2 separate regions of the Homo sapiens genome follow, and region 1 is linked to region 2. Evidence: read pairs that join two places in POLR2A ChIA-PET (ENCODE). Cell type or tissue: B cell. All regions are shown on one strand. Each heading gives the region's core, and the rest is flanking DNA. Links, peaks and the distances in the headings are about the cores only.

The links. ChIA-PET counts read pairs that join two places held together with the same protein. Peaks named below come from ENCODE experiments on the same cell type or tissue, not always from the same donor. Only the 100,000 strongest peaks of a DNase experiment are listed, where the experiment ranks them.
Region 1: POLR2A ChIA-PET joins it to region 2 with 7 read pairs; 2 of 35 experiments call an interaction of 5 or more read pairs at or near these places.

What each region holds. Positions count from the first base shown.
Region 1 is chr4:101,943,426-101,954,806 of GRCh38, forward strand. All of the region lies in intron 7 of BANK1 (B cell scaffold protein with ankyrin repeats 1), which reads left to right. Among named protein-coding and RNA genes, the nearest start is that of BANK1, 160 kb to the left of the region's middle. RefSeq lists enhancers at 10,379-10,929, 10,507-10,801. In B cell, for the core only: no CTCF peak of the experiment used is centred there; no DNase peak of the experiment used is centred there; H3K27ac peaks cover 5,248 bases.
Region 2 is chr4:102,019,730-102,031,110 of GRCh38, forward strand. BANK1 (B cell scaffold protein with ankyrin repeats 1) reads left to right here. Exons shown (of 17, transcript NM_017935.5): 8 at 1,785-1,863; 9 at 5,472-5,780; 10 at 10,231-10,536. Among named protein-coding and RNA genes, the nearest start is that of BANK1, 230 kb to the left of the region's middle. In B cell, for the core only: no CTCF peak of the experiment used is centred there; no DNase peak of the experiment used is centred there; H3K27ac peaks cover 2,819 bases.

The sequences.
Region 1 (11,381 bases), core at 2,264-10,263, 75 kb before region 2:
GCAGTCCAGCCAGAGAGGCATTAAGGTAACAGGACAACAGGTCATGGTGGGTGGATTGGTGTGGGGATGGAAGGGACAGAAGGCTTCTGGCTTAAGTGTCTAAGTAAATAAATGGTGGGGCTCCTAACTGGTACAGTGAATGAAGGGGAAGGAGGAGATCTGAGGGAGAAATATGAGCTCAATTTAGGACAGATTGAGTTGAAATACTTATTTCATATCTAAATGTAGATGCTAGTAGGCAGTTCTGGGCTGCAAGTAGAGGTATAGTGGATATAGTAGAGATAGTGGGAATGGAAGGGGAACCTTAACAGAGCACAGTTTAAAAGAATTAATTTTGAAAAACCATAAGATATTTCATAGCATTTTGTATTCATTGTTATGAAATGCTCAAGCTCTGAAACTATACTGCCCGATTTTCTGGATTTGAATACTACTTGACGGTTTTTATTCTTGAGAGATAGGTACTTACCATCTTTAGTCTTTCGTGTCCTCTGTAAAATGGTAATAATAGTTAAGAGGATTAAAAAAATAGTATATGCAGTTTGCTTTAAATAGTGCCTGGTATTTGTAGATAACCAGTAAATGTGTGTGTGTGTTTGTGTGTGTGTGTGTGTGAGAGAGAGAGAGAGAGAGAGAGAGACAGACAGACAGAGAGAGAGAGAAGCAGTGTGTGAATGTGTGTGTGTACAGATCCAACTGATTTAATACTCCTCAGTAAGCCGGTTTTCCTTATAGTCAATGTATCAGTCGAGAAATTTTAGCATATGGTATGCTGGTAAAAGCTATGTGAGGAGCATAAAACATGCAAAGTAACCAGGAAACTCACCATTTACAAGGGTTGCAAAAAGAGTGTGTAAAACTATAGTGAATAATAAAACATTCTCCCAGTCTTCCCTCAGCTTCAGCCATTTGGACCTCCCTTGGCTCATCCAATATCTCCATGATCTCCCTTTTCTTAGGTATGGGCCTTAGGATGTTCACCCCTGTTTCCTAAAATTTTTGCTAACCCTTTACACTTGGTCAATTTCCACCATCCATATCTCAGCTTAAACATCACTTTCTCTGACCCCAGATTACATTAGTTCCCCTGTTAGGTTTTCCATAGCATCCTATTCTCTCTCAAAGCACTTTTGTTTTCATAGTTATTCAAGAACTCTAGAGAAGGAAAAAAAAATCAGTGGGAACAAGAGTGACCAGGAAAATCTTTCAAGAGCAGAGCCCTTCAAAGGACATACACACTTATGGACAGATTAGGAACACTTCCCAGAGATTGTAGAAGTGATTAATTAGAGCCAGCAGGTTTTGTTGATCTGTGATTCCAATGGACAGCAGCCTTTTTAAATATTGGACAATGTGCTGAAGAGCTGAATGCAGTTGTGTGACCCTATGGTAAAGTGAGATCACAATGTACCTCAAGAGTGATTAAAGTTTGCATGTGGAGTGAGTGTTTGCATTCCAAAGACCTGATGCTGGGAATGCTCTTGTGCATGACCAAACAGAAGCAAGTGTGTGCGGAAAATAAAAGCATTTCAAATGAATAGCAATAGTCAGGTCCTAGATACTTTCTAAAAAGATGCTTCAGTTTTCTAAAGGGTGGGGCAAACTTGTAGATGGAAAGTTTACCCAAGTGCTTATAAGGGTGCTTTATTATACCTCTCCTCTAGCTATTGAGTTTGGGTGCTGTTGATATTTGTACAATTTACCTTTTGCATTTTAGTTAAATCAAAAGATGCCCCCTTTGGAGACTTTAAATAAGTATAATACTATGATAACCTCATTCATGGTTAAACATAATTTTTATTATGACAAATGGATTTAACTTGAATTGATACTAGGAAGGCCATATCTGTTACTGATTAAATTATTTTTTTCCTTATCATTGCTCAGGTTATTACTATAAACTTTCATTTGTCTTTGGAGCATGAGGGGCAAACATTTTCTTGCATCCTTGCTATGTTCCAGGAAATATGCTATTCACCATGCACATGCCATTTTATTTACTGTTCAAAAAATAGTGATGAGGTATTATTATCTCAATTTTACAGATAAAGCTCACATCTTTTCTTAAATAATATAGTATTTATACTGGAAAGATTAACTATTTCAAGTAAAAAATGACTTAGTAGACCATGAATCAATAGAATCCATGAATCAACAGAAGAAAACAAGAAACAGCACCAGAGTGAGTTGAACATGTGGGCTACATGTTCCTACTCAACTCAGAGAAATTCTGCAAGTACAGAACTCCTGCTCCTTTATGTTCATGGTTGTATCCTGAGTATTTAGAACCACGTCTGGCACAGAGTAGACTCTCAGTACATATTTGCTAAATGAATGGATGAAAATTCGAAAGCTGAGTAGAAGCCTATTGAAATGTATTTCAGTGAGCATAAGAGAGGATAGAAACACCAATGACATCAGGACATATACTACATACCCCCCAATCAGAAGAAGAATGTGCAATATGCTTTTCTAGTAAATATTACAAAATTGGCAAAAATACAACTTATATTAGTGAGAGGGGGCTACGTTTATCCAGATATCATTGGGAACCTGCTCCTTTAAAAGTAACACAGGATATAGTCTTACTTTACCTTGTAGAAAATTCATCTCTCAGAAGTTTGAACGAATAAGAATAAGTAAACTTAATTTTGGATTATTAACTTTGGATCTTGACAATAATCAAACAAATGATAAACATAATCCAATAATAAACACAAACCAATAAAATTTTAACTTTCCACACAATAAGAAGACATCAGATCTTTTATAAAGAAATGAAGTTTTATAATGTTATGCGATGAGATAATATTTAAAAAGAACATGCAGAGAAGATTACAGGAATAGTGACCAAGCCAGTATGGCCAAATATAAACAAAAAGTCATGATGTGAGTCTACGTTTGTTCCACCTTGTGTTGGCACGTAATAGATACTTTGAAAGATCTGTTGTTATATTACTTAATCCTATGTTTGGGAAAATATTAAAGCCGAGCAGAGAAAGTTCTTTACCTATGTTTAGAATTAGAATAATAAAGAATGGCCAGGTATCCTGCATGAAGTAGTCATGCACTAATATTAGCAGACGGCAAAATGCAGACGCCTTTTGTTTCCATCCCTCCTGAAATGAAGCATATTCAAACTAGAAAAGTCAAAGGAACATGAAGGATTTGAAAACCGAGATGGATTAAAGACTATCTCACTCTTTTAAATGAGTCCAAGTTTGCAGCCTCAGTCATATTACATATCTGGTCATTAAAACATAGGGACTACTCCTGGTGATCTTCAAGAAATAATGGACATTTGAAAGCTGCCAAGTTAGATAAATACCTTTATTTCCCGAAAACAGATGAAAGATCTGCCTTAAACCTATGGAATAACAAATTTAATACCAATCCCCGCTGAAATTCTAGAAGGTCATGTGGTTTATGAATACTTAGGAGAGAAGAGCCATTTAACAATAAACTCATTCTATATAAAATTAGAAATGTAAAGCAATGCATTTTCTTTATTTTCTTTTATGATGAACTTAGTAGTTTGGTAGACATTCTATGAGTTGGGCATTTTTTTCTCCAATTACATTTTGGGCAAAGAGAAGTAAGTCATAAATGAAAGAAAACCTGGCTCAACACTCACAGGACAGATTTGAGATACCATACTCACCTGAGGACTAAGCATTTCTGCAATGTGCTTGAGTATTTGTGGAGAAATGTGTCCTAAATTTATGATCTCAGTAAATTCTGAATATTCATTAGGGTTTTACATTTTCTCAAATGTAGGTGTACTCTAAAGAGAACCCTATAAAAATTAAGGACTGGTTTCAGGGGAAGTGAGAGAGGGTTGTGTTTGAAGAAGTTGTAAATATATATATATATATATATATATATATGTATATGTATTATGTATTATATTCTTCATCATATTCAGGAGTGACACTCTTCATCTGGTAAAGGATTGAATTGATCAGTGTATGAAACCTGGGATGCCCATGAGTCTAGAAACTCTCATGGGCACCCAAGATAACTTAACTGAAGAATACATCATTTAATTGAATTTATTAAAGATGTCTGATAGGTTCAAGTAGAAACATAGAAGCTTGAAGTCTAATTTACTAGATCTCCAGATGGTATTATTTTACATTATCTTTCCATGTGCACTTTAGATTCAGTGTTTGCAAATTTATTCTTTATGATTCATTAATTCAGCCCATAAACCAATAAAATATAATCCATAAGATTAAATTATGAATATCCAAAGAAATATATATAATTATGTTAATATCCAGTCTTCTGAATAATCCCACTGACCTTTGTTCTCCAAATTATTTTCTTTTACCCCTACCAACTGAAATTGTAAGAATTTCAAGTTTAGTCATGTTCACTTATCATTCTCCTTCATTACAACAAATGAATCAATCATATAAAATATTTTTGAAAAATTCATTTCTCCCTTTCTGTAAGGGATTTTCTTTGAAAATCTCCTGAGACTGATGTAAATTTACAACTACTATATTTTCTAAGCAACAGTTCTTTTCTTCTCAGGATTATTCATCCCTTTTTAAACATGAATATGTCCTTAATATATGCTATGTACTGGAAATAATCACAACTATTGTAATTCTATTGTTAATTTTGACACTGCAATTTAACATGTTAAATAAAACAATGAATGTATGTCATTTGTTACTTTAATAAGTGTACTTGGTTTTTAAGAAATCCTGTTATGAACATTTTGCAAGGAAAAGAGCAGAGTATGAGACTAGCCCTACAAAAGAGGAAGATCACATAATTTTTAAATTGTAGTAATTGTGGGGGTGGCTACCACCAGACTGACACTCAAGGCTACCTGAATTTGTACAGTGATGCTATTGGTGTCATGCTCAGATGTTATTTCCCTGGCCTGTGCACCATCCTCAGCCAAATTTCCTGTGAATTAGAACTTCCTTTCTCAGGAGGTTAAATAATCATGTAACAGGTTGCAAAATTTCCTAATTGACACTCAGATCTGCAAATAATACATTTGATTTAGATTTTATCTTCTTTACAATGGCTTCATCCTAAAGGGCAAAGAAGGGAGTTATTTATTGTAGTCTAAAAATCAAAGCAATAATTTTAGGAAACTCAGTCTCTGTGAATGACTCTGTTTTTTATATTTTCTCCCCACCCTTTTTCTTCTATCTAAAATGGCATTTCAAAATCTGGGAGGTGCTGTGGATATTGCCTTGTCACAGTAGAGGTAGACTAGAGTCTTAGATCCAAATATTTTTCCCTCAAGTATTACTGTGAGACCTTTAAATTAATCCCTATGGGTATGCTACTAATGTGTAAGAAACATCCCAAAATGTAGTAGCTTAAAGCAAAAATCACTTGTTATTTTTATGAGTTCTTGGGTCCTGCTGAACAGAGCTTTGCCATCCTGTATTGGTATCTGACACAGGAGGAAAAATAGTAATATTTGCCTTGCCTTTATTTAAAATTTTGATATTTTGTTAATCATGGATGACTTGTTGCATTAATTTTTATTTTTATGAATTTCTACCTTAAAATATTGTTTATTCTTATTTCTGAGTTTGTGGGTGACCCCTTAAATTTTGCAAGTGCCTCATTTGTCTCACCTTGGTCCTGGTCCTGTCGCTGAGGCTTGGGCTTGCTCTTATTTCTGTGGCCAGCTGACAGGTCAGCTGGGATCTGGCTTGTTTAGGATGGTTTCAAGATGACCCTAGGATGACGTGGCTCTGCTCTATGCAATCTCTCATATACATGTAGCTCCTGTATCTTCCCAGCAAGCTAAACAAGCATATTCTCATCCTAACCTGGACATGTTATCTTGAAGAACACAGAGAAGCAAAAAAGAAAGCAAAGATATGCAAACTCTTTTTCAAACCTCTGCTTTGCCAGTGAACTGTGGCCAAACCAATACACAAGGACAGAATCAGTATGAGAGGGGACTACAAAGTTACAAGACAAAAGACAGGGATATCGGGATGCCTTAATTAGAACCCTAATGCAGTCAATCTAAGATACTCTCTAAGCCTTGACTTCCTCAAATGTAAAATGAGAATACTACTAGAACCCACTACTTAACATTGCTGGGCGCACTTAATGAAATATTACGTAAAGCTCTTAGTATAATTCCTGGCATGTGGTAAGTTTTCAATAAAACTATTATTTTATTGTGTATGTAAATATATGTTAAACTCTGAAATAATGTTTTGAACAACAGAGAACAGAATTATCCCTTAGTATGGGAAAAGAACATACTATGCCTCTATTTTCTTATCTACATGAAAAAGTAATAAATGTACAAGATCAACATGTTAGATTTAAAAATATAGGATAAACGTACAGGAAAATGTTCATCAGAGTGCCTCTCATTACACAAGCACTCAGTGTTAATTGAAATTGAGCCTAAATTTCTTTATCAATAAGTACATGTCACTTATCAAAGTTACATTCTAGAGAAAATAAAAGAGTAAGAATATAACCCATAGGAGAAGCCTTGACCTATCTAAGATGACATTGTCTCAAGAGCATCTTATTGGTTTAACTATGGGCAAGGATGCCTATAAACTACATTTAGTTTAAGGAAGTAAGGGGTGTGTGTGTGTGTGTGTGTGTGTGTGTGTGTGTGTGTGTGTGCGCGTGCGCGCGCATGTGCCTACACAAATGAGACCCTAAGAAATATCATTTCTGGTGCTTCTCAGATTGCTGAGCTCCTTGCCTCTATATGACCTAATTGATAAAGTTAGCTGAAGGATATGACTGGCTGGATCTGCTGGTAGAGGTTTTCTATTATTATTCTGTTTCTACTTTCTTGCAGTAGTAGCTCTAAAATATATAAGCCACACAAGACAGGCAATTACTATTAAATTTAAGAAAGATGATTGTTACAATATACACTGTGGGTAAACGTTTGAAGAGTAAAGTAAGAGGTACTATTTGCATATAAAAGCTCTATGCAAATTCCTGAGATTCCACAGATTTAAAGAGAACTAAGATCTAAATGAATAAAATTCTTGAGAATGGAAATTATCCAGTGAGTCCTATCACCATTTGGAACATCACTCCCAGCTGAGTGCTTCACTCAGGAAGGAGACCATTGTCTTTGCATGAATTTTCAAATGCTCTTTCTTTGAAAACCAAATATTTCCAAATTTACTTAATTACAGTTTCATATTGGGAAAAATTCATAACAAACATAAAGTTTAAAAAACGTGAGTTCCACTCTTAAATGTAAGCTGTACATAATGACTTCCTTTCAAAGAGTAAAGTTTGAAGGGAGTGGTGGAGACCACCTTCACAGTGGAAAACCTGACAAACACTACCTCAGCCAGGTGATCAAAGATAAGATGAGGAATGATGAGTCATGTTGATAATATGTAACATTGATTTGATGTGATGTGATGTGTTAAAAATGGTGGCTCCACCATTGAGGTCTTCCGCCCCAAAACTCATAACCTCAGTCTAATCATGAGAAAAACATTAAGTCTCTCTGGTCAGACAATACCTGACCAGCAGTCCTTAACACTGTGAAAGTCATCAAAGACAAAGAAACTGTCGCAGACAAGAAGATCTTAAAAAGACATGACAACCAAATGTAATGTAGTATCCTGGATGGAACCTTGGAACAGAAAAAGGCCATTAGGTAAAAACTAAGGAAATCTGAGTAAAATATGGATGTTAGTTAACAGTAATGTATCATTATTGCTTTGCTCAGCATTACAAAGGTACTGTATTTATGTAAGATGCTAATAATGGGGGAAACTGGGTGTGAAATATAAGGAACTCTCTGCATTATCTTTACAAATTTTCTGTGAATCTTAAATTAGTCTAAAATTAAAAGGTTATTTTTAAAAACCTAATCTAACTTACTGCTTTGTTAAGAACTTAGAGCTTTTTTAAAAAACAGAGGAAATGTCTTTTTATAAAAATATGTACAATTTTATATTCAATAATCATGTTGTTTTTCTATTCAAGGACCATTTTCAAAAACTTTAGCCCAAACACCAGTTTACAGGGAAAAGTTAGAGATAACTAAAAACAGTTGCTTTAACAATTAACACTGAAAGCTGAAATACTTTATAACTGCATTGTTATTCCACAATACCTTGAACAAAATCTCAAACATTTTTGTAATTCAAAGGATCTTAGATTAGACTGTTTCTTTGTAAGAAAAACAAATCCTTAGATTTACTCATATATATAATGCGGATGTTTATGGACTACAATGAGAAATTAAACAAAAATGTTGGTTTTTACATTTTTTAAAAAATTTGTTTTTGCTCTGATAAACCCAAAACTGCATATGAAGCAATAGAATTAAACCTATAAATATTTTGGGGGAGTTTCCTTCAGCCATGTAGCTTAAATTAAATAACTATCAATATAAATAATTTTGATTTTTAGTTTTTATTTTTTGTACTCAGAACCCATTTAGATTTATAAAACAAAAAAAATAAAGAATGTGTGCTCATAAGTAGAAAAATTTGAAACTTGTTTAATCATCCTTGAGCTCAGTTATAGCAAGCAAATGGCCACATGCTGTTTTACTATATTTTCTTTGATAATAAAATGTGTGCCTGATGGATGATTTTAAGTAACTATCTGGTTGCTAGGTCATGTACTCATGGCTTTTACCTATTAATAAATAAATAAATGCATAAATAAATAAATAAATTGCAGAAATAAATGAAGTATTAGAGTAAGTCTTCACTTGATGTTGTTGATAGGTATTTGGAAACTGTGACTTTAAGCAAAATGATGTACAGCAGGTCCTTGAATAATGTCATTTTGTTCAATGTTTTGTTGTAACATTGTTGAGAAAAAAATAAAAATGGCTTGGTTATATGTTTTTTCGCTTAAAGTAGCAATTTCCAAGACCCTTTTGACAACATTGAGAACTTATTGTAAATCAAATCTAAGTAAGCCTTTGTGTACTAGAAATGTTCTAATTACTGTGACTACCTGTGTTTATCTTAAGAGTGAAGTTTTCTAAAGACAAGAACCATCTCATGCATGCAATAGATTCTCTGCTGTCAATGGAAAATAAAACTTAAGCGAAAGGACATTTATATTTAGTAATTCAATAATTGTTACAATGATCATAGTTATAACAATAGAAATAACATTTATTGAGTGCTTGGCATATGATTATAATTTGGTAAAACATCCATTATATTGTAGACTCCAAGAAGACAGAAATTTAACCTAAAACATTGGCTCATAATAGGTACTTAGTAAGCATTTGTCAAATAAATCAATGCCAGACCTTGATTACGGCAAATCCATGAGGCAGGAGTCGTATGCTGGGCATATTAGCAAAAGAGGCATGAGAGCTGTTAATAAACTTTTTCACAGTTAAGAAATGGCAAAGTAGATTTTCAAATCCAAGACTTGAGTCTGCGCCCTTACCACACTCCAGCATTGCCATGTCCCTTTCATGCCAGGAGATAGTAGGATATAATTAATGAAACAAAACCAGTAATTTTGACATTACCAGCTTTTTTTCTGTCGTAATAACCAACGGAAAATAACAAATACCCTTGCAGTAATGATTAACGATCAGTGAGAAGAACTAGACAAGGGCTTTTGCCGACATCTGCACCAATAGAGGACACCCTACACCTATGTGAACAGGTGAAATGGTAAGGGTAGAGGCGAGTCAAGGTTAATTCTTACACCAAGGCTGAGATGATGGAAATGAAATGAAAAAAGAAATTGTATTACTTGAAACTTTGCCATGTGCAAGAACCCTGGAGGTGATCGTGCTCTTTCATCCATAAACTTGATGTTTATTTAGCTGACAGCAAAGATAGCATAAATAATAGGTAAGTAGTGGACGAAATGTTCCCAACTGTTTTTTCTCCATCTTTTGTCATATTTCTAGATAATGCCTTCTACAGAACACTTAATGTTGAAACAGTGAACAAAAAGCAATTTTCCCACAACTGAGGCATCTCTGTTCTTGATCAGTAAATATCAAAATTAGTAGATGGCAGAATTGCATGGAGAGAACAGACTGTCTTGAAGAAATATGTAGAACAAATTATGCTAGTACTTGGAAATTTTGCAGCAGACTTGCAACACTGTATCATTGCTTGTTTTCTGGATCTATTTAGTAAAAAAAAAAAAATCAAGTGTTTCAAAGTAGGGTGCACAAAAAATTATGATGCTAAGTATCTTTCTGCTAGCACGATTACCTCCCTCCCTGACTTGATGCTCACTTCACTGATAGTTCAATTTTCATATGAATTTGTAAGTTGTGACTTTTCTATTAAGTGCAGAAATTGCCTTCTGGAAATCTCATGGTCTCAGTGATATTTTAACTAAAACCCCACTGAGTCATGAGCCTAAATTTTATTGTCAGTTGATATGTTTTGTGAATGATAAGATAGTACATATATTGCATATTGTGCGTAATATTTCTTGTACCTCCATTTATCTTGTACCTCTTGCCTTCTGTATTTGTTTTCTAGGGCTGTTGTAGCAAATTACCACAAACTGGGTAGCTAAAAGCAACAGAAATTTGTTTTTTCATAGTACTGCAGGCTAGAAGTCTGAAATCAAGGTGTGTCTGCAGAGTTTGTTCTTTCTGGAGACCCGAGGAAGAATCTATTCCTTGCCTCTCTCCTAGCTTCCGGTGGTTGCCAGTAATTCTTGACATTCCTTGAATTCCAGCTGCATTGCCTCGGTCTTCACAATATGTTTTCCCTGTGTGTATCTCTGTGTCCGTGTCTTCACAAGGCTCTCTTAAAAGGACATCAGTCAATGAACTCAGCACATTCTCATCTGGTATGACCTCATCTTCATTTGATTACATCTGCAAAGACTCTATCTTCAAATAAGGTTACATTCAGAGGTACCAGGAATTAGGACTCCAGCATACCTTTTAGGAAGAGACAGTTCAACTCACAACATGTTGGTCAGGAAACCTCACTTAGTAGAAATAATCAAGGTGATTTTTATATTCTGGAATAGTTAGTGTTCATTTGTGGAGTCCTGCTCTTCACATTTAGCAAGAAGATCAAATCTAAACGAAGCCAGGTAAACATTAGTAGGCCTAGAAAAGGTGGTAGTAAACCCCATGGTACCAGAACTCTCTTTTGTTAAGCAGTCAGCCAGTGAGGTGATTGGATTGATGAGGGAAGAGACATGACAAGCACTTGGAGGGCTGGCATGCTGACAAAAAAAATGTACCAAGATAATAGTAGGGAAAAATATATACCCAGGAGCTTATAGTCATGGAATTTTGTGGATTGTTCTAAGTTGATTGTTACCACAGTTTGCCAACATGCCATCATTTTTGTAAGTAGAATTTTTGAAAACCATGTGCAATTACTGAAACATAAGTATTTTATGTAATGCTACACACATTGAAATTACAA
Region 2 (11,381 bases), core at 1,447-9,446:
AATAAATATGATTGTAAGTGTAGGGAACCTAAGTAAGAAGCATTGGTTTTTTAGCATAAATATTTCTACAGAGCATTTTATTCTGGAGAAAACAATTACTCCCTGCATAGTCTGATTATATAAAATATCAATTGTACATAATATTTATGAAAGTTTTCAAATCAACCTAGACTTTTTTCTTAATTTAGAGGCAGATTCTTTTGAGACATTATTGGGTTCAGGGTATTTGGCTTTTTGTACAAATGTCATATGGCTTCAGTTATGACACAAAAACAATTCCATTAGGTTTCAGCCTCAGTACATACACATCCATCCACATACTTGCCTAATGTCAGTTTATTAATTCACAGTGATTTTGAGCTCATAATGCCCAAGCTTGTGAATAATATATAGGAATTTTTGCATAATTCTCAAAATCTTTGTAAACCATTGCTACTAATAAATTAGTAAAAAAAAATCCTTGAAGTGGTTTTGGGAGTACTATGGGTTTTCAAAATATATTTTTGACCTACCTTATGAAATATATAGGTGAAGCTAATTGGAAACAAAGATTAGCTATATTAAACAATGATTTTAATACCAAAGCATACAAATATCAATCAAAATGTCAAACCTCCTACTAAAACTACACAATTTTTCATATTAGAATTTAGTGGAGTCCATCAAAGGGAAAATATAATTGAAATATAAAATGAGTTATTGCATCAGGCTCAGTAAAAAATACTGAAAATATTTCATTTTCAAAATTCCATGGGAAATTAGGGACTGTTTTGCTTCTCTGGATGACATTAGTGTTTAAAAAAAAATTAATGAGTTCCATTGGGCTCTCTTTGGCCAAAGTGGGTGATAAACTTAATTGATGAAGTCAAAATGCAGGTGAAATACCTTTGCATATCAAAGCTACTATAAATTTCAAAATGCTTTAATATGGATGCTTCTAATTTTTGAAGGGACATTTCAAATGCAGAACAAATGGCCTAAATTATTTCAATTAATTTTTTAAGAACAGAAACGTAAGTCATTTGAATAATCCCTTGGAGTTCCTGGTAACAAAACACATCCTATGTGAAATCCAGTCAATCTCCATCCCTTTCCCTAGATGCTTTTGCACAAATAGAACCATCACTAGTATTAGCTTTCTCTCTGAGCACCAGTATGCACCACAACTGTAAACTCCATGTCTCTTTAGAGATTATAAACAAAGACTAGCAATTCTGGAGATAAGAGGTTTCTGTCATTTCTCAGTTAATTCTGCCTTTGAAGTACATATAGTGGAACTGTTTTCAGAAAGACAAATAAAGAGAAGTACCCTTACTGGATTTATTTCTTTTTTGTAAAGATGGAGAATAAACCACTTTATAATTTCATTGTCTTTCACTGTATTACAGTAATTGTAATTAAGAATATCTTTTGAACTGTAAAAGATATAGAATGTTCAAAAGGAAGAAAAGCTCATAGTTTTCAAGAGAAATAGTTGTGTTCAATTTTATTCAGAACTTCTTTATTACACTTAAACTTAACGATTATTGCCTCCTTTGCATCTTAAAGCTATTTCAATAGGTTTTATTTTTAAAGCAATTCATTGTTTATTATAAATGTACTATTTCCCTCGTTATACTTTTAGTACTATGTGCCATTGAGCATTTATAGATGGCACAAATATATTATCCAAGATCTGTAATATAATATTTAAATAAAAACAAAAACTATTTCTTATTTGCACAGGCATCCAGTGCATATTTATTAAGATTAATGCATATTATTAAAAATTACATTTTTTTCAGATCCAAGAAATTGACATAAATAATGAGCAAGAAAATGATTATGAAGAGGATATTGCCTCATTTTCCACATATATTCCTTGTAAGTTTTTCCATGTTATATATATATATGACATATTCATATATATATCACATATATATGTGACTTATGGAAGATGTAACTGAAAAAGCAAGACTGAAGAGAATGTGGCACGGTATTTAATTAACTGATTGGCTTTTAATTTGTAATAGAGACACTACTACATCATATTCCTAATTTAAATACTTTTAATAAGTTCAAGTTTTAAAAATCAAATACTGATTTTTCCTACCCAGAGGGAATACACAAATAACTCTGTTATGACTATGTGGACTATTTGACAACTACATTTTTAAAGTTTTTTAAAAACTCATAACCACATTATTTGCAGACCTTAGTTTTCTCAGCTATGAAATGAGAATATTGAACTAGAATACTCTCTAAGGTCCTCCCTGGCCCTAATATCTGTGATTCTACATTCTAATGTCTGAAGAATAATTCAGGATGTTCCTACATGTATATAAACGTATATGTGTATATAAATGTATATATATACACATATATACATGTATATATAAACGTGTATATATACGCGTTTATATGTGTACGTAAACTCCACCCATTATGCCAGGCTTTATTGGCATACAGCTCAACAGCTTCACCAGCATGTTTGGTAGGAATCTCACATCCAACATTTTTGAAAGTTCGGATTCCTGCCATTGCCAAACCTCTCCACCTGCTGACTTCCCCATCTCAGTAAGTGAAAACTCCTTCCCTCCTTTGTTCAAGTCAGTTAAAAAATGCTTGAAAGTCATCCTTGGCATTTTTACTTTCTCTCCTACCCCATATGCAATCAGTCTTACAATACTGTTGACTCTGCCTTCAAAACATTCCCAGCATTCAGCCATTTCTCTCCCCTTTCATTATCCTAGTCCACACCATCATCAGTTCTCCCCTTGTTTACTGCAATAACACAGTGGAGAACTGGAGGGTCATTGTCACTTCCTACATTGCAAGCTTGGCAATGAACGGAAATTGTTCTATTGTTATGACTCAGGAGGGAGGATTGCTACTGGTATTTATTGGGTAGAGATAGAAGGACTGCTGCTAAATAATGTATAGGACGCCTTCAATAGCAACTTCCACATTTGTTGCCTCTGATATTCTACACTTCATGAAAGGACTAAACACCTTTCATGAAGGACTAAACACTCTTCTGCTCCAAATCCTCCAATATCTCCCCATTGTACTCATAACCTTTCTCATCCCCTACAAGGCCCTAATCTTTGTGTTCCCATCTCTCACCATTATCTTACTCATTCACAAACCAATAATGTGCCTGCCTCAGGGCATTTGCACTTTCTATTCCTTCTGTACACTTTCTCCTTATATGCTCAATAGTTGCTTCATCACTTCTTTCTTCGTTTTATGACACCCTACTCTTCATTTCACTTTACCTGCTCCTTTTCTTCATTGCACTTATCAACATTTAATATGATATATTATTTATCTGGTTGTTGTTTATTGCCTGTATTCTCTTTCTAAATCACATGCTCAAAGGGATTAGGGCTTTTTATTCACTGTTTTGATTGTATCCCCAGTACCTGTAACAGAACATAGTCTATGCCCAATGAAACATTATTGACCACAAGTTTTTCAAATGATGGGGACCTGCAAATCAAATAAAGTTAAATACAAGTAAATGCCTTCACTAGCATACTTTGGCAAAATTAGTAAACTCTTCAAGTTATTGCAGGACACAAAAAATGCTAAATATTAAATTAATGGATTAATGCACCAAGCTTTAAAGTTATACATCTTATCATTTAAATTATAATAAAAGTGATTATAAAGGCCATGATTGAAAATGACCATATATTTATCATGACGTTTAATTTTCAGAAGAATTGACTGTAATAATAAAACATTATTTCAATTCTTTATAAAGAAAAATTTCACTTTTGCAGTTTGAAACTACAAACTCTCTTGTATATGAAACTGTGTGTGACTGGGCTCAAGCCAGTCTCTTTCATGAGTGAGAGGGTGAAGCACAGAACCCTAGCTCAGTGGATTTCCATTGGTATTACCATTACAACAAAGCATGCTAAAACACACCAACTCATTAAATCTGACTTTCCGGGGCTGAAACCCAAGTTTGGGCATATTTGATGACAAGTACCATTCAGATTCTGTTGCTTATTCAGTATTAAGAAACACTGAATATATAAGCAGAAGTGTGGCTAAGAATAATTTCCTATAGCGTGAATGTAATTCTGAGTTGATGACTGATTTGCCCATACAGAAATAATAAAGTTCCTTTGCTAGCCTGAGCAATAATTTTTTCCATCCATTCCATCATCTACTCCATCAGCATTTCTAGAGACTACTTCATTTCAGGCTTAGTGTTTTGTGTTAAGGATAGAAAAATGAATGAGATCTGTGCAGATAGATTGTACAAAAACAAATAACTATCCACTCTGCCCATGCTGGTAATTAAAGAATCTTGGTTTAGTTTTAGTACTGGAAACTGTATCTTTCTTCTTTCTCACATGAAAGAATAGAAAAACAAAAAAAGAAAATTCCATATAATAATATGGGCTACCATCATGGGCATGATTTTTCTACATTCTACAGTGTAATTCTTCATTTTAAAGAAGTCTTTCTTCTCTACATTGTGCTGTTTGGGATTTTAAGCTATATTTTAGCTTAGCAACATTTTAATACAGCAATATCTTGCCTTGACAAGGAAAACAATTCACATATTCAAAGGTCTGTTACAGAGGTTCCAAAGTCTGTTTAGAAATTCCAAAAGACTGTTTTAAATTTTTTGAATCCTTTATTTAGAGAATATTTTTATAAAGAAAATTTAATAAAAGTTTTTTCTGAAGATTTAAAGTCATTGCATTATAATTTCTTTTTTTCTGCTTTCTTCCTGAGTGTTTAAAGAGCATTTACTGTATATAATATAAAAACAAATAATGGTATGGTTGTCAGAGTAGAGGGAATTTGGATCATTTGGTTAAATTTCTGGGTAGAATGCATTTATAGGTAAAGAACTGATCCTCAGAAAGATTTACCTACTGTTGGTGATTTACATGCCTTTTTCACCAAAAAAAAATTAACTTTTCCCAAGTAATAGCTCCAAAGTTAATACAGTATCTGTAAATGATTTACTATAAGGAATTATAAAATTATTATAGTTATCTGTAAAGATCAATATATATTAAAATAACTAAATAAGAGTCAGATTCATTTCTATTTATTATTTACAAGCAAGTAAAGGTTTGTGTCTTTTTTCTTTACGTTTTCCATCATTTATTATTTTATTGGGTCAGTTATATTGTTTTCTAATAAAAATGCAAGGATGCTATCAAATATATGAATTTGTTCAAACAATAACTCTAAAGAATCAGAATATCGTTATCTGCATGAGTGTGTCATATACACAGATAGCAAGACATAATGGAGCTTTGACTGTTCATTTGGTAAGTATTTTAAAAACCCAGAAATAAATGACTGTTCACTAAAAGTTACACATTTGACAGCTTTTCACTATATCAGGTCATAAAAGTTTTATTAGCAGTACTACTATTTCTGTACAATTTTATAAAATATGAAATGCCTTCAGATGGTGTGTTTAAATGAAATCATGCAATCTTCATCATAAACAGCCACACAGAACCCAGCATTTCATCATGAAAGCAGGAAGACATACGGGCAGAGTGCAGATGGAGCTGAGGCAAATGAAATGGAAGGGGAAGGAAAACAGAATGGATCAGGCATGGAGACCAAACACAGCCCACTAGAGGTTGGCAGTGAGAGTTCTGAAGACCAGTATGATGACTTGTATGTGTTCATTCCTGGTGCTGATCCAGAAAATAATTCACAAGAGCCACTCATGAGCAGCAGACCTCCTCTCCCCCCGCCGCGACCTGTAGCTAATGCCTTCCAACTGGAAAGACCTCACTTCACCTTACCAGGTAAGTTTAAGGTTAGAAAAAAACAAAACAAAACAAAGACAAATCTTTGACAGGCTTACATAGCAAATAGTGCAGTGGCAAATCTATACAGAGCAGATCAGCTTTTGAAACCAATAGCAACATTCTTCCTATTCTTTAAAAACTAAGGCCTGGGAAATGAGGCAAGAGATACCTACCTCTACCTTGTTCTTTTGTTTCTTATTTCCTTGCTTCCTTCCTTCCTTCCTCCCTCCCTCCCTCCTTCCCTTTCTTCCTTCCTTCTCCCACTTTTTCTCTGTTTCTCTCTTTCTTTCTTCCTTGTCTTATTACAAAGCTTTAAGAGAATAAAACTTGGAAGGAGTCTGTAGTTCTTCACATAAAATGAACCTCAGGCATTCTGTGGAAAAGGAAATACAACATTGCTTTTAAAACATACTCTCAGTCTTCAGACAAAAAGTGAAATGCTAATGATCGACAATTTTCAGATGAACTTGGGTACTTTAATCACTTGGTAGCTGTGGGAGAATTAAGCGTTAAAGGGTTTGTCGCACACTGCACTGACACCAAAGTTTAAAAACACTCTATACACTACCCAAGTGGAAGAAGAGTCAACATAGCTATCACTGGCATTTGTTCCCAGACGAAGGAATTGGGGTGTGGAAAGTGGGTGTGGGGAATCTGTCCTTGCGGAGGGCATGAAGAGGAGCTTCCACATTAGGTTTATCTGCCTGGAGTGTTCAACAGCCTGACAAACTCCCAGCTCCAGGCTCACTCTTACAGTCACAAATTATCATCTACTTTTTGATCATTATTTCATATGTACTTTCCAAATTTATATTTATTTTCCAAATAAAATGTTCTTAAGAAGACAATTTAGTTAAAAAAAAAAAACTCCTTATCAAAACCCCATTTTCACTATAATTTAGTTGTTGGGTCCTAGAAGGCTACAAACCCCATTTTCACTATAATTTAGTTGTTGGGTCCTAGAAGGCTACAAAGTACAAAAACATGACCTTGTTTCAAAAAGTAAATTTTTACGCAATGAAATTTAGTATTTGGGCTGGGCACAGTGGCTCATGCCTGTAATCCCAGCACTTTGGGAGGCCGAGGCAGGCGATTCACCTGAGGTCAGGAGTTCGAGACCAGTCTGACCAACATGGTGAAACCCCCATCTCTACTAAAAATACAAAAATTAGCTGGGCGTGCACCTGTAATGCCAGCAACTGGGGAGGCTGAGGCAGGAGAATCGCTTGAGCCCGGGAGGCGGAGGTTGCAGTGAGCCAAGATCATGCCGCTGCACCCCAGCCTGGGCAACAAGAGTGAGACTCCATCTCAAAAAAAAAAAAAAAAAAAGGAATTTAGCATTTGTGTCATTGAAGGCTCTCTATGAAGACCCAAGTTTACCAACATAAGCTTTATTAAGCTTATGCACTGTATTTAGAGATGGAAAGTACTGCTTAATTGAAAGCTCTGAAGCCTAGTGGATATTCCTCTGATTCATTCATTCATTCAACAGATATTTATTACCTACTATATTTGAAGGTCTTGTGGACCCTCAACATTTATCCATGAAGTAGATATATTAATATTTAGCTATGAGGGGAGAAAACATCATAAGTTAGTAGTACACTGACTACAAAATTCTGGCATATTTTTCTCATTTTTTCAGATCTGAATAATTTGTTATAACAAAATTAATTGTCAAGAAGGTAAAATTGTCTTGTGTCAGATTATTTCTCTTAAAAGTGCTAATATTAAATCATATTTTTCCTAATGTTAATTTCTATATATGGTATGTTGGTTAGCAGGTCTAAAACGACTCTATCAAGGGTCTTCATGAGTTGTCTAAGATCAGAAATGTAATCTTGGATAACATGTCTCCTGAAAACTAGCAAATATAAAAAGCAAAATAAAATAAAAACTCACTTATTTAATTTAAAAACCCTATTTTTACATTTTATATTCAGTGTTACTTTTATCTTTTGATAGTACTGATATTAGAAATGGATAATAAAATGCCGGTATTTTTTCTTAAAAATGTTTTATTGGCCTTTAAATGCAAGGCTGTAAGCTATCACTTATTTGTTTGCCAGAGACTTTGTATGTCTTTGACTTTGGCTAGTGATACCTTCAGGAGTTGTTCTTTATGAGTAGCTTCCATCTGCCATCAAGTTACTGAAGGAAAAAAAAAAAAAAGCCTTCTCCTCAGTGCTGTAGGCATCAAATTCCTCACAGTGGATTTACGGACTTCTTCATTGGAGAAACTAATAACATATAATACTATAGAGCACTTTACAGTTTATAAAGAACCCATGGTTTCTTTTTAACCCAAGAATCCTGGAAAGTAATTATCGGATCCCTCCTTGACTCAGTTCCAAGAAGCCCTATAATTAGAATGTGTCAGTTGCTTCTATTAACAGGTCTCCTAGGCTATTAGGATTTTTCTCTTTTTTATACAGTCTTGACCCAATTACTTCAAAAGTTGGAATTATGGAAGTGATTTGTTTTAATCTTTCTTTATTGATATACCACCTGAATTCAGAAAGCTTAGGTCCCACTCTTAACTGAAAAGTATTATCTGATACTTTGGAAAATAAAAAGTAAAATGTATTATTTCTAGTGCAAGCCCAACTTTAGAAATGTTGGGAAGGGAGGTGGGTGGGGAAACAAAGAGAGTTAAGAGCTCAGGAAATCGGTTCATAAACGTAAGATGGTTGACACATTCCGCTAAAAATGAAACACTGAAAAAGTGGTTCCCACACACTTAATCTGTTTTCACCTGTGTTGCTGTCAGTGAACCAGAAGTCATAAAGTCAAAATCTTAAAACCATATTATTCATAGGATAAAAGGCAAGCCGTGGTGAATTGAAAGTTAGTGCTAGGCACATCGGTAATTAATACTTCTTAAGTTAAACTAAATGAAACTATAAGAGTTAAGACTCTGTTGGGAGATTATCTTAATCTCGCCTCATAATCTTACCCAAGGCAATTGCTGAATCTTTCTATAATATCCTTTTATTCTGCTCTGCTACTTGTCTTTCCCCTTTTAAGTTTTTCCACTAAAATCTTCATAAGTAAACTAATTTTAGGAGTATCAGATTCTCGAAGGGCAAATTCAAAAAAGAATGAAAATGAAAGAAAAAGCCTTCATTGGCCTTGTAGAGAGCCATTAAAATTCTTTTTAATTTACTTGTTAATCAAAGCATATTATATCTGTTATTAATAACTGCTACAAAAATATTTTAACATATTCTTATAAAAATATGTCAAGATATTACTGTATGGAAAAATCATCAAAGACTCTGAAACCTATAATTTTATTCTTTTCATGTGAATTCATTCTCACACCATTGATCATCCATGCTGTCTTTTATGTCATGAACTCTACTTTCAGTGTCTTTCATCTGTTTTTTATTTGTTTTTTTTTTGTTTGTTTTTATTTTTGAGGCACGATCTTGCTCTGTTGCCCAGTCTGGAGTGCAATGGCATGCCTATAGCTCACTATAGCCTCAAACTCTTGGGCTAAAGCAATCCTTTCTCCTCAATTTCTGGAGTAGCTAGGAGTACTCGCCACCTAGCTAATTCTTTTATTTTTGTAGATACTAGGTCTCACTAGGCTGCTCTCAAATTCCTGGCCTCCAGCTATCCTCTTACCTCAGCCTCCCAAAGCATTGGGATTAGGCACAGAAGCCATTGGCCAGTGTCCTTTATCTATGAATAAGGCCCATGTTGGCTTGTAGAAAACAAAAGCTGCATTTCTGAAGGTCAGTTTGTCATAGTCAAAGACCGACTGCTATGAAACCAACTAATGGTGCCTTTGGCTATTTCTCCCTGTCATTTTCAGAGAAATTAAATTTTAGGTGAAATATCCAGTGCAAGCAATATGAAACATGAAACAACTTCAAATGAAAAAAAAAATCTAAGAATATTATGCTTGAAAAACACAAGTTTTCAAAGCTGTGGAGTTTCAGACATAGATTTATAACTTGATTTTCTGATATGAAATCATTCTTTATATGTAAAAGTATATATAATATATAAAATAATATATAAAGGTATATTTAATACATATAATTATATTTTATACATTAAATATTTATATATGAAATAATATATAAAAATAATATATATATATTGCTCTCTCTCTACACAAAATAATATGGAAAGTATTTAAATGTTTTAAAAAATTCCATGTCTTAAGCACATGGATTTTTTTACTACACGTATTTGTCTTAATACAATTTAAACTACAAAGTGCAGGATGATTTATTAGTAAGTTACACAGCTCACTTTTTCTGCATTTAGGGGGTGACATATAAATTATTCTCCTGGAGTCACGAGCTCTTCTCTAATACTGTTTCCTACGGCACTTGACTAAGCCACCTTGGGAAGCTCAAAAAAGTGACAGATGGACACCAATAATGTTGCATGTAACAGAAGAGTAAACACCATGTAAATATTTCATAAACAGGGACAATGGTGGAAGGCCAAATGGAAAGAAGTCAAAACTGGGGTCATCCTGGTGTTAGACAAGAAACAGGAGATGAACCCAAAGGAGAAAAAGAGAAGAAAGAAGAGGAAAAAGAGCAGGAGGAGGAAGAAGACCCATATACTTTTGCTGAGATTGATGACAGTGAATATGACATGATATTGGCCAATCTGAGTATAAAGAAAAAAACTGGGAGTCGGTCTTTCATTATAAATAGACCTCCTGCCCCCACACCCCGACCCACAAGTATACCTCCAAAAGAGGAAACTACACCTTACATAGCTCAAGGTAATTATCATTGTTGTTTGTTTACTTGTTAATTTTTTTTGTCCAAAATTTTGAGGATGGGAGGAGGGGATAAGGTGATGCAATTAATGCTCTAAAACTCCAAAGAGTAAACATTTTTTTTCAAGTCACAGCTAAGCTATACTGGCTCATTTTTTTTCCACTAAGAGTATTTTTTTATTATTATTATACTTTAAGTTCTGGGGTACATGTGCAGAACGTGCAGTCTTGTTACTAGGTATGTGCATGCCATGGTAGTCTGCTGTACCCATCAACCCGTCACCTACATTGGGTATTTCTCCTAATGTTATCTCTCCCCCAGCCCCCCACCCCGCAACAGGCCCCAGTGTGTGATATTCATATTCCCCACCCTGTGTCCATGTGTTCTCATCTTTCAACTCCCACTTATGAGTGAGAACATGCAGTGTTTGGTTTTCTGTTCTCGTGATAGTTTGCTGAGAATGATGGTTTCCAGCATCATCCATGTCCCTGCAAAGGACATGAACTCATCCTTTTTTATGGCTGCATAGTATTCCATGGTGTATATATGCCACATTTTCTTTATCCAGTCTACTATTGATGGACATTTGGGTTGGTTCCAAGTCTTTGCTATTATGAATAGTGCCACAATAAACATACATGTGCATGTGTCTTTATAGTAGAATGATTTATAATACTTTGGGTATATACCCAGTAATGGGATTGCTGGGTCAAATGGTATTTCTAGTTCTAGATCCTTGAGGAATCGCCACACTGTCTTCCACAATGATTGAACTAATTTACACTCCCACCAACAGTGTAAAAGCATCCCTGTTTCTCCACATCCTCACCAGCATCTGTTGTTTCCT